Regions from separate parts of the Homo sapiens genome. Here all the other regions are linked to region 4. A link is a contact called in ENCODE Hi-C or POLR2A ChIA-PET data. All regions are on one chromosome and are shown on one strand. The core of a region is the stretch at or near the end of the contact, and the rest is flanking DNA. Distances in the headings are between cores, read along the strand shown.

Region 1 (2,700 bases), core at 22-2,521, 240 kb before region 4:
CAGAAGGATAGCCAACTGAAAAACCAACCCAAGTGGATGGGAAGAATTGACACAATCTCTCAGATCTGCAGTGGGTTCAGAAGAGGTGCTGCGTTATCTGTAGTGTTCCAGTTCTGCCATTTCCTAGGAGAAGTGCTTGGTGTGGTCACTTACTCTTTCTTGGCCTCAGTTTTTTCCATCTGTAGAATGGGACTGAGAAGAAGAATATCTCTCACAGGTAGGACATTGCGTTTTTGTGCTGCAAACGATTGCATAACTGTCCGGAGAATTGGGTCAATCTCTGGCTTAGTCAAGACCCAACAGTCTTGGTTTAACCGTTTTGTAGTGAGAGGGTTGAATTCTGGCCTCTGATATTTTTCCCAGGGCCTGTGGAGGGAGTCACGAAGGTCAGCCCCTCCGGGCTTCCTGTTCACCGAGGGTCTCTACTTAGACTTTTGGCCGGCTCATCAAATGGGGATATGCCCTCACTGTGCTGACTGAAAGGCAGTGCTTGCCACATGGAACATTGTGTCTTGGGACGTGGTCATCTGCCTGAAATACACAATGCATACTTACTTATTCTAAATCTTTTAATTACTGTCAGTTGCACAATTTTATTTGCTGGCACTATTCGTGTTAGAAGTTTTTTTTTATTCGATTTACCTGTTTGGCATTCTGTCATTAAAGAAAAGTACCAAGAACCTCAAAACAAATCCAAGCTCTTGCGGTTGTATGAATCTATTTGTAAATCAAAGGGGGCTTTTATGTTACGGCAGCAACCGAGCTCACTTTTTTTTTTTTTTTTTTTTTTTTTTTTTAAGCAAAATGCTCCAGGATTGCTGGAAAGTCGCTGTCCTGGTCTGCAGGGCCCGGGGAAACTGAAAGAAGATCCAGAAGGACGCGCCCTAGCTATGGAGGCTTTGGTGGCATCCGAAAGGGGAGGGGGTGGCGACCTGCATTAGGCCCCCTCCTCTCCAAACACCTGCTGCTGGTGATGTCGAGAAAACTCCTTGCCCTTGCAACTCTGAGGCGGAGGGGGAAAGGGGACCGGAAGCCTCAACATTTTCCTGGTTTCCTGGGGGAGGAGGGTCCGAAAGGAAAGGCTGGTGGGGGGGTGGGGGGAAGGGCCCCAGTGACGACTGGATTCGGAATTTTCCTCTCACTTCGTGGTAGTGAAGAATTTAACTACAACAGTAACAACACTAATAATTCTAAAAGCCGTGGGAGGTCAGAGCGGGCGCTGCCCGGCGTCACCCCTGCAGCGTCCGGATCGCTCCGCATAGGCAGGGGTGGTGCCCCCTCCCCGGGGCACAGAAACGCCACATCCCGGGGGCGCCGCCCAGAGGCTGTCTCTGTTTCTGTGTCCCTTCATGAGGCTCTGTCCCACAAAGGCAGCCTGAGCCAGGACCCTAAAGAGGCCTGGTCATCGGGACCGGAGGGAGTTCCGCTTCCCAGGCCGGCTCTGCAAACGCGAGCCTGCGCCAAGGCGCCCTGCGGGTTTGCTGGTGGCATCGAGGGGCAGCGCGGGGCCAGCGCTGGGAGCTCCGAACCCACACGCTCCGGCCAGCTGCCCGGGAAGCGCCCAAGCACACGTCCCGAGTCCCAGATTGGATTAAGTTGCCCAACTACCTACTTTTTCTCTCTTTAAGGAGAAGCCTAATTGGAGAAGATTCGGTTTTCTTCGCCATGGCAGGTCCCTTTCTCCTGACCCGCAGTTGCAGGGGCTGAGGGTAGGCGCAGGTCCGCCCTGGGGTCGAAGCCACCATCGGGCCTCGAGGTTGCCCCCCTAACATCCGGCCTGCACGCCTGGCGGGGGCGCAACAGTGTCTCACGGCTCGGGAGCTCGTTTTTGGCTTCTGAGCAAGGTATTTTTTTCATCTGCCGTGTGTTTAGCTGAATTCAGTATATTTTTCTCGCACTTCTCGCTTTTTTTTTTTTCTTTCTGAATCTGCTCTTCTGCTTTGCGGGCCCCTAATCTCTCCCGAATCTCGGGCGCCCGGCCCGGCCCAGGCGAGCGCTCGCGGTTGGGGACGCGGGTGGGGACGCGGCGGTCTGGGCGCTGCAGGATGCGCCTGGCCGCGGAGGAGACGACCAGGGAGCGGGTCGCCAGATCAAGATCTGCCAGTGCCACTACCTCTGCTTATCTCCAGGGGCAATCATCGGCTGTCTCAGCTTCCTACCTTTCCACCCACTGTCACTGGGGGTCGGGTTCATTTTGGGGTAAAGTGAATTAAGGTCTCCCTCGTTCGTCTGGATCCAGGCGTGGGTGGGGACAGGGGCGAGCTCTTGCCTGCCTCGCCCTGGCAAACATCTCTTGGAGAGAAAAGTCAGTGTCCTGGGTCCCCAGTGCACTCTTCCACCACGCCTAGCTATGGCTCTGTGTGTGTGTGTGTGTGTGTGTGTGCGCACATATATGCATATCTCTACAACCCCGGGGCATCATAAGGCTGTACTCTCTTTATGGAATTCCAGAACTGTGCAGGGCCTCCTGTGATTCCAGGATCCTGCCCTTCCCACTATTCAGCAGTGCCTGCCACCTGCCCGCAAGACCAGGAGGCATAGCCAAGCAAAATAATGGCCCTTGAGATCCTTATAAAACTTAGGGTGGCAAGAGCTTTAAGGGTCTTTAGTTCAAACTTTACCTCTGGTCCGTCCATAGGATCTCCCCAAACCCCAACCTCTCCCTGCTGTAATTAGAAGCTCACTCTTTCCCTGGGGTCA
Region 2 (2,700 bases), core at 2-2,501, 250 kb after region 4:
GGAAGAGAGAAGGGATATGTGAAGACTTTGGCTGAAGTGTTGGCTACCACATTTCTTATCAAGTAGATATGAAAAACAAAAGGAGAGAGGGGAGGGGGCATGAAAGGATGGTGGGAGGGAAGGAGAGAGAGAGAGAGGGAGAGGAAATAAGGGACATGGACAAAAGCTGAGAGGGCCTGAAAGCACCTGACATGAGGATCTTTTTTCTATCCATTCGTGAAGACTACCAGTGTTCCTTTCTTAAGCTCCCTGTGACGTCTCATTATCTTCAGGATAAACTTCCCTTTTTGCTTCATTTATCTAAGTGGAGTTATCAATGCTGCTTCATTGACCTGACCACCAAAGTTGTACCCTAACAAGTCCTCATTAATCCCCACCCATATGCCACTGGCATGCTGGGCACTGAGAATGCCCAGAACTCAGATCCTGCTCCCAAAGCTTCCTAGTCTAGAGAAGGTGATGCTGTTCAGGGATATTAGTTAGCATATGGGGAAAGGATACTCTACTGGAAGACCTCTAGGAAGAGAAGAGTGAATCTTGAGCTGGGCCAGAGTCTGGAGGCCCCTCCCAGACCTCATGCTTCCACTGCGTCTTAGAGGATGTGTCCACTGTCAGCTCAAAGAATCTGTGCAGACCCAGAGGTGCGAAATAGGAAGGCATGAGTCAGTGAGCATGGCTTGGTTTGGCTGTATGGGGGAATTGATGGATTAAGAACGGGTTAGGGCAGGAAGAGAGGCTGGAAGGGAAGTTAGGGGCAGAGTAGGAAGGACCTTCTAGGCCAGTTTAAAGAGTGTGGGCTGGACCTTGGTAAAGCTTGTTAAGCAGGCCCTCCTGTAGAAGTTGCCAGTGATGGTCGCGTTCCATAGCAGACATTCCTGGAGAAAAGGGAAGTTCACTGTAGAACAGTATAGATATTTTCTATTGCCCTAGCTGGAATGAATATTTGATTTGTAGGTTTTCTAAAAGATTCATCTTGAAAAACTTATATAAATATCCTCTTCCTTCTTCTGCATTTGATAAACCAAAAATCTTCAAATTGAAGGATTCTTTATATTTTTTCAAACAGGTATAAACAGGAGAAAAAGCACTGGGTATAACAACCCACAAAAGGTGATGTAAGAATAAATAAGAAGTGAATAGTAATAGTAGCAGCAACAACCGTGGCTGAGTGTTGAGTGTCCGCCATGAGCCAGGGACAGCGCCAAGGGCTGTGTTCAAGAGAAAGGCACAGTAACAAAACCAACTGATGGGGACTGCGAGGGGAGGGGTGGAGAGAGGCTGCCCGGATGCACATCCTGGCTCTGCCCCTTGCTGACAATGTGGGCTTGCATATGTCACATTAGATGGGGGTGTCTATAATAATTTCCTCATAGGGCTGTCAGGAGGATTCAGTGCAATAATTCAAGTTCAGTGCCGGGGACACTGTTAGTGCTCAGGAAGTGTAAATTATTTGTTCCTTAAAATTAAGAAAAAGAGAAATGATTGATAGATAGATAGATAGGACAGAGATAGCTAGAGAGAGAGAGATAAACATTGATATATTTAAAAATACATCTCTCCATCATATTCCAATGCAACTGCAATTCTACACATTTCTTTCATTGCAAAATTCAGTGTGTTTATATGACATGAAATATCAGTTGTAGACCACCTGAGGGGGAAACCAAGAAGGAGAAAAGCTGACAGTGACTCTTCTTGACTGATATTAAGTCTAAAAATGCTGTGATTTATTGACTATTCTTAGTGAGTACAGATGGCTTTGATAAAATGACTTGTATTTTAGTTTATTACTTCAATGAATATATATTGGATAACATTTGGAAAAATAAAATGAATTTTAAAATGTACTTCTCATGTTAATATTTTAGGTATTTTTCTTCTCATTTCTTTTCATACAGTCATTTTACAAAGGATTGTGAATGCACACACACACACACAATTTTGTACCTTTCAATTCCATTTCATTGTTTGATATTCATTTAAAAACTTTGTATACTTTTGTAATAATATGTCAGATATCTGCATATTATGATTTTATATGGATGATACATGATTTACCTACTCTTTGCATTGGATATTTCTGTTGTTTCCAAATGGTAATGATTTTGAATAGACACATGTTCATACCATTAAGAATAACAGGAGATTGTGGTTAACCTACCCCAGTACATTTACAAACACTCAAACCCAGTCCTGGTATCACCAACATCAAAATTGTATTATATGAAGACAATTTTAGGGACAGCTGCAAACACCATAGCAATCCTTGTTTTTGTCCTCCTGAAGGAAGAGAGTACCTAGGCTCTAAGCCACACATATATAGGTTCAGAATCTGCTACTTTCTAGCTGTAGCCTTGGGCTGCTGCTTGACCTCTCTAAGCATTTCCTTTCTCAGCCATAAAACTATAAAATGTGAGTAATATTGCAACCCTCTCCAGGTGATTGTAAAGATTAAATCACATTCCTTTGATCCCTATGCATTCCAAATCCCACCTACATGATATTCATAGTGCTAATCAGGTGTGAGAGCTGAGTCCAAATCTGATTTCTTTCTGCAGACAGAAAACCTTACGCAGGCAGGAGTGATGTCTCCTTTGTACCTTTTGAACTTAGAACGATGACTGTCGTGTAACAGCCACTTGGTGAGCAGTTATTAAACAAATGACTGAGTATCCCCTCAATATGAAAACTTGAAAAAAT
Region 3 (2,700 bases), core at 29-2,528, 140 kb after region 4:
TATTTATAATATAGTTAAAAAGCAGACATATGTGTAGCTGATGATGGGAATTATTCCAACGTTGATGAATATGCTGTCAATGTGGGTAAGAGAGATCACTTGGATCTTAGGCATTTTGAAAGACTTCATGGAGAAATGAAGGTTTAAAAGAGGTCCAAGTTTTGTTGAGGTGAATTTCATCCATGGTGAGGATGAAATTCCAGCTTTGGCAAGGGAGCAGAAAGTGCAGCTTTTAAAGTAGGGAGGGTGGACTTTGAATACATTAGTACCTTAAAAATGGCATTTCAGAGTAATTGGAGTTCGGCCAGTCTAAGAATAGGTAAGCAATAGATGGTACGCCATGTCATGTAAGTCTCCATGTGATACTGTGGTTAATAGTGACCTTGAGTTTGAGCCCTCTGCCAACTTTGTAGCTGTTTGACCTTGGAGGAGTCATTTTATTACCTTGAGCCTCAGTGACTTCTTCCACATGATGGAGATAAGAACTATGCATACCCCACAGTGTTGCTTTGAGGGTTAAATCAAGGAATGCATATAATGTACCTTGAATAGACTGATCGACACTGAATGTTGACCACTGTTTTATGATGTGGTTGAGGTTCCTACTAGGAATGACAGATAGAAAGGACAAGAAATGCCAGGATACACAGGTGTGAGGATCCAAGTGAGACAGGAGGGACATCTTGTTTTGGGAACCAGAGCCTCGGCCAACTGGAGCACTGTGGACCTGAAAAGACAGGGGATGAGAAGAGGATGAGAGGGGGGAGTAGGAGTCAGATCGCGGAAGGCTTTCTGTGCCATGCCAGAAATCTTGAACATGATTTGCAAATGATGAAGGCAATACCTGAAGGGTATTCGGCAGGAGAGTAGCACTCTCATGTGGGGAATGAGTATGATCTGAAATCTAAGCCGTGTGCCTTTGGGGCTGCATCCGCCCAAGTGACCATTTTATTGTTAGAAAGATCCTTCTGGCTGCCTCCTTGTGGAGAGTGGCTTGGAGGGGGCCAGATGGGGACTGATCAGACAGTCATGTGGAAGGCTGCCACTGCTATCCCTGCACAAGTTATGAGAAGGTCCTACACTAGGGTGGGGCCAGGAAGGAATATGAGCAACACAAAAGCGGCATCTCTGACAGGATCTCTCGGGGGTGGCTTAGTCTCAGAGCTTATTTTAAATGCCAAAAGGGAAATGGGAGCGGCATAGGGGGTGGGGTGGTGGGGAGGAAGGAGAGCTCAGATCTTATCTGGACTCTTGGGCTGTCATCGGAGCTGCTCAGAGCAGGTGCTTCAAAGCCTTTGGCTTTCCCCTGCATTCGGGCCCATGTCGGGTACACACACAAAGTGGGCATGCATTATTCAGGTGGCATCACATCCTCTGTGCAGCTCATCAGAGCTTGCTGCTTCGGGCCCTCCTTCCCCAAAAGCCCATTGTTAAGAATTATAAACAAACAGGATGGACGCCTCTACAGTCACTACACTGGTGCTGCCGGCGGGATCTGCAGTCATAACAGGAAATCGTGCACTTGCTGCAGAAAGATTTTTTTCTAAGAGGCAGCATGAATGTCATTGACCTAAATTCTAGTGCCCTAGCCTATACCTGCAGAACTTTTCAGCAAAGAAATGTCAGTGAGAGGCAGATTAAAAGGGTCTCTAACTATTTCTTTCTTTTTGCTTTATGAGTATCCATTGCCATGAATATCTAGTGACCCTGAAACCTACTTCCAACTTTGCAATCAGCTCCCCAAAGGTTGACTTAAAGATACAGATAAAAATGATGAGGGGGTATGGATAGAGCAGAAGGTGCTGGCTTTCTACTAGTGGAGGCTGATGTCATCTGTGCCGCAACCGAGAGTAGTGATAGTGGCACCCAGTCCCACCCTACAGGGACCTGCCCGACTACAGGGCTGAAAGGACAGTGCAAGGGACTTCAATCTTTCAGATCAATTACTAGTTGTTCTAAAGGACTGTGGCAATACAAATTAGGTCAGCATCATTTTCTCCTTTACAGATAAGCTCATCTAGATGCAGTAGCCAAATGAATTGCCCAAGATTTGGAGCTCAGAGAGTTTGCTCAGCTGGCCCCTTTTCCTCTCACTCCAAGAATGCATCATCTTAGCATCTCACTCATTCGTTTATTAATTCACTAACTCGCTAAGTATTTGTAGAGTGCCTACTACATTCATGCATGGCGCTGGATGCTCAAGATGCAGCACTTAATACACTGTAATCCCTGTCTGTAAAATGGTCGTAGTCAAGTAAGAGCAGATAAGTTAGCTACTAGATGGGACACAATGTAAAAAGTGCTGCAACGGAGTTGTTAAGGGATTCCAGAGTAGCCTCCCTTAGCCCAGGCTGGGGTATTCAGAAAAGGCTTCCTGGAAGAGGGGGCATGGATGTTGGTCCATAAAGGGAATAATCTGGATTTAGCAACAGGAAAGAGGAAGAAGGATGTTCTGCCAGAGGCATTTGTAATGTCAGTTGGATTGGAAATAGCAGAGCTCTGGCCAGCAATCATTAATTTCACTTGGGTTAGGGGAAGCGCATACCATTGGGTGTGGCAAGAGCTATTAACAATGGTGGGTAACAAGCTAAACGGATATGAGAGGTGTTGTAACCACTCCATCTAAATAGTTAAATCGAAAGAACAATTCTATAAAGTAGTCACTAGGAATCTCTTTTAAGATTTAGGAAACTGAGGCTT
Region 4 (2,700 bases), core at 179-2,678:
ATGGTCAGGAGATGTGAGACCCTACAGAGAAAATATTTACCATGCTGAGCTGTCATGAGACAGAGTAAGTGGGCAGAGGGCAGCTGGTTCCTTTGACCACCTCATTCTAGGGAAAATAAACAGGGACCCTGGAGCAGTCACTAACAGAGGGGAGCAAGTATCCTCTCTCTGCAGTAGAATCTCTGAAAATTCGGATAACGTTAATTGTGCCACTGTGGTGGCAGTGCAAGAAATTCCTGTTCATCCCGCTGCAATGATGATTAAGGTAACAAACACCCAGTCGGGAAGTCAGGCTCCGGCCCTGGAGAATAGTTGAGGATCGCCTGTAGCATATTGTTCCACTCTGCTGGCATCCTAACTAGACAGCTTTAGTTTTAGCATAAAATCCATATTCCAGACCTTTATGGAGCAGAGAGGCAAACTCCAATGCTGCCGTTGCAAGCATCAAACAGCATTAGAATGAATTAAGGAGATTTAAGACTCTCGATGCTGTCGGGGCTCTTCTCCATCCCCTCTGTTTTCTCCAAGGAGCTGTTTTAAAGGCGTGGGGGGCAAATTGGAAGAAGGGAGTGGGAAAAACGCAAACCAATCACGCTAACCTCGCTCCGGAATCGAAGTCTGACTCTGTACCACGCATGGATTTAATTGGGAGAGAGGTCTTTTAGAGACACTCTGGGTGGGTGCATAGATCAGTCTGGAGTTTCACAGTACGGCTTCTTCCAAGGTCAGAGCATGTGTCCAGGGTCTTCCCCGCTTCCTGGTGGACGGGAAGGCGTCTTCGGTCCGGTGGTTGACAAAAAATCCAAAGAGGGCGTCAGATGTGTGCACTCTGGTGTTTGGAATTTAAGTAAAATCTGTAATTTTCCTCCTGCATTTCCTCAGAGAAATTAGCTATTCTATTCACTGCATAAATTTTCAGGTTTTGCTAGCACGACACTCAGGGTGTTGAATTTTTTATGACAAAAATGCTGTAATAATTGTTGAACAGATGTAAGTGTTGGAGACTCGGCTCTGGCAGACCTCACGAAACCTCGATTAGCAATTTAACCCTGTCCTCCCTCCTGTCCGCACGCCGGGGAAGAGGAGTTGCAGTTTTGAATGGCTTCACTGGGATATGCACAAAGGCAGAGAAAGAGTTTTCTGGAGAGCAGGGGAAGTCCTTTAACGAGCTCTTATGCCCAGCCAGAAAAGGAAGAACTCGGTGCAGCCTAACCCTGAAATTACCACATTACCAAGTTGTCTAGCTGGGTGATTAATAAACTAATTGACACGGGGGACACTTGTCACTGGCGAAGCAGCTCCCTAGCCAAAGCGAGGAGCAACTACATAGCGTCTCCCGGGGAGCTGGGAAGTGACAGTCTACACCCGCTTCCGGGCTCCCCGTGACATAGGCCAGCCGGGCCTCCATTTACACCTCAAAGCAAAGTCACAGAGGGATCCGCCCCTTTCCTGGCTGCCTACACAGAAAGCAGCCATGGGAGACTTGCCGAGGACTTTGTCCACCAAGTGATGAAAGCATGCAAATGCCTCCGAATCAAAGGTAAATCAAAAGAAAATGGCAGCCCGCAAGAGGAGGCGGCGGTGACAGCCCGTCAGCCGTACAGCCACCCGACAGGCCTGGTGGCAGCGTGGAGGCTGCCAAGAGAACCGCCTGAGGAGGCTGCCGCCAAGACAGATGTCACGGCGAGGAGGGCGCGCTTCCGTCGCTTTCGGCGGGGCCTCATGGAGCAGGAAGTGGTACTACATGTGCCACTTAAGAGAATAATAATACTAATAAAACTGGGCGTTGTGAAGGGGGAGAGGTGGGGGAGAAAGGCTGGTTAGAGAGAGAGAGAGAAGAGGGGAAAGGCATGTCACAGTGTTTGGTAAAGGAGGAACTGAATTGATGGCCATCCTGAAGTTTGTGTGTGTGCGCACATGTGCGTCCTTTAGCAGGCTGGCTTTCCCTAGGCGCTTACAGCATCTTGAGAGGCATTGTGCTGGTGGAGACGTGGGGTTCTGGTGACAGCTGTGTCTTTGCAAGAGAGGAGAGGTGACCACAAGGCCACAGAGGTCCTCTAGTTTTTATAGCCCTCTTTTCTGCCTTTCCTGGAAATTGACTTTTGGTTTCCTGCCAAGATTGGGTTGCCCATTATACAAAAAAGCAGACTCCTGCTTGGGGCATTGCAGAGTTGCAGAGATGGAGGGAGACAGAGGCAGGTGAGGAAAGCCTCAATGTCTGATTTTCTCTGTGTCTGCCTCTGTGTTATTTGCGGATGGGTCGTGAGCCCCAGCCCAGCAGCCCACGATATTCGGACCTTAAGTACTGAAAATAACCTACTCCCCTTTTCATGGGTATTTTAAATTAAAATTAATATATAACAGGCCAGGTTTAGTGGTTCACGCCTGTAGTTTTCAGCACTTTGGGAGGCTGAGACAGGAGGATCGCTTGAGCCCAGGAGTCTGAGACCCACATGAGCAACGTGACAAGACCCCATCTTTACAAAAATAAGAAATAAAAAAAATTAGCTAGGCATGTTGGCATGTGCCTGTGGCCCCAGCTACTTTGGAGGTTGAGGTGGGGAAGATCACTCGAACCTAGGAGGTTGAGGCTGCAGTGAGCAGTGATGGCACCACTGCACTCTAGCCTGAATGACAGGGCGAGACCCTGACTCAAAAGAAAAACGTGAGTGTGTATGTGTATAATAATAATTACATATA

Evidence for each region. A loop is a pair of places that touch in the nucleus more often than their neighbours do. ChIA-PET counts read pairs that join two places held with the same protein, here RNA polymerase II (POLR2A). Pooled maps may share reads with other maps.
Region 1: a pooled map shows a loop between it and region 4 (6-fold over the local background). The contact joins the enhancer-like site here to the promoter of LINC02325 in region 4. A Hi-C loop is called at or near these places in 4 of 50 pooled maps. POLR2A ChIA-PET finds 5 or more read pairs at or near these places in 2 of 52 experiments (A673 and CD8-positive, alpha-beta memory T cell).
Region 2: a loop to region 4 is called in a map of natural killer cell, with 5 times the contacts of the local background. The contact joins the enhancer-like site here to the promoter of LINC02325 in region 4. A Hi-C loop is called at or near these places in 4 of 168 maps with a recorded cell type or tissue (CD4-positive, alpha-beta memory T cell, naive thymus-derived CD4-positive, alpha-beta T cell and natural killer cell), 1 of 37 single-sample maps with no recorded cell type and 11 of 50 pooled maps. POLR2A ChIA-PET finds 5 or more read pairs at or near these places in 3 of 52 experiments (H1, activated CD4-positive, alpha-beta memory T cell and activated T-cell).
Region 3: a map of CD8-positive, alpha-beta T cell shows a loop between it and region 4 (12-fold over the local background). The contact joins the enhancer-like site here to the promoter of LINC02325 in region 4. A Hi-C loop is called at or near these places in 7 of 168 maps with a recorded cell type or tissue (CD4-positive, alpha-beta T cell, CD4-positive, alpha-beta memory T cell, CD8-positive, alpha-beta T cell and 2 more) and 10 of 50 pooled maps. POLR2A ChIA-PET finds 5 or more read pairs at or near these places in 11 of 52 experiments (CD4-positive, alpha-beta T cell, CD4-positive, alpha-beta memory T cell, CD8-positive, alpha-beta T cell and 8 more).

The regions. Positions count from the first base shown.
Region 1 is chr14:97,217,525-97,220,224 of GRCh38, forward strand. No RefSeq gene overlaps it. Among named protein-coding and RNA genes, the nearest start is that of LINC02304, 64 kb to the left of the region's middle. Within about 2 kb of position 1,272, at least 2 of the 41 ENCODE cell types and tissues checked have a DNase peak (open chromatin) inside an H3K27ac peak, as active enhancers do; they include A673, where a contact is called at or near this core.
Region 2 is chr14:97,708,505-97,711,204 of GRCh38, forward strand. The region is part of intron 2 of LOC105370651 (a long non-coding RNA gene); the gene reads left to right. Among named protein-coding and RNA genes, the nearest start is that of LINC02291, 23 kb to the left of the region's middle. Within about 2 kb of position 1,252, at least 4 of the 41 ENCODE cell types and tissues checked have a DNase peak (open chromatin) inside an H3K27ac peak, as active enhancers do; they include natural killer cell, where a contact is called at or near this core.
Region 3 is chr14:97,601,558-97,604,257 of GRCh38, forward strand. No RefSeq gene overlaps it. Among named protein-coding and RNA genes, the nearest start is that of LINC02291, 84 kb to the right of the region's middle. Within about 2 kb of position 1,279, at least 6 of the 41 ENCODE cell types and tissues checked have a DNase peak (open chromatin) inside an H3K27ac peak, as active enhancers do; they include CD4-positive, alpha-beta T cell, CD8-positive, alpha-beta T cell and natural killer cell, where a contact is called at or near this core.
Region 4 is chr14:97,457,388-97,460,087 of GRCh38, forward strand. It overlaps LINC02325 (long intergenic non-protein coding RNA 2325), which reads left to right and starts at 1,429. Exons shown (of 5, transcript NR_110166.1): 1 at 1,429-1,540.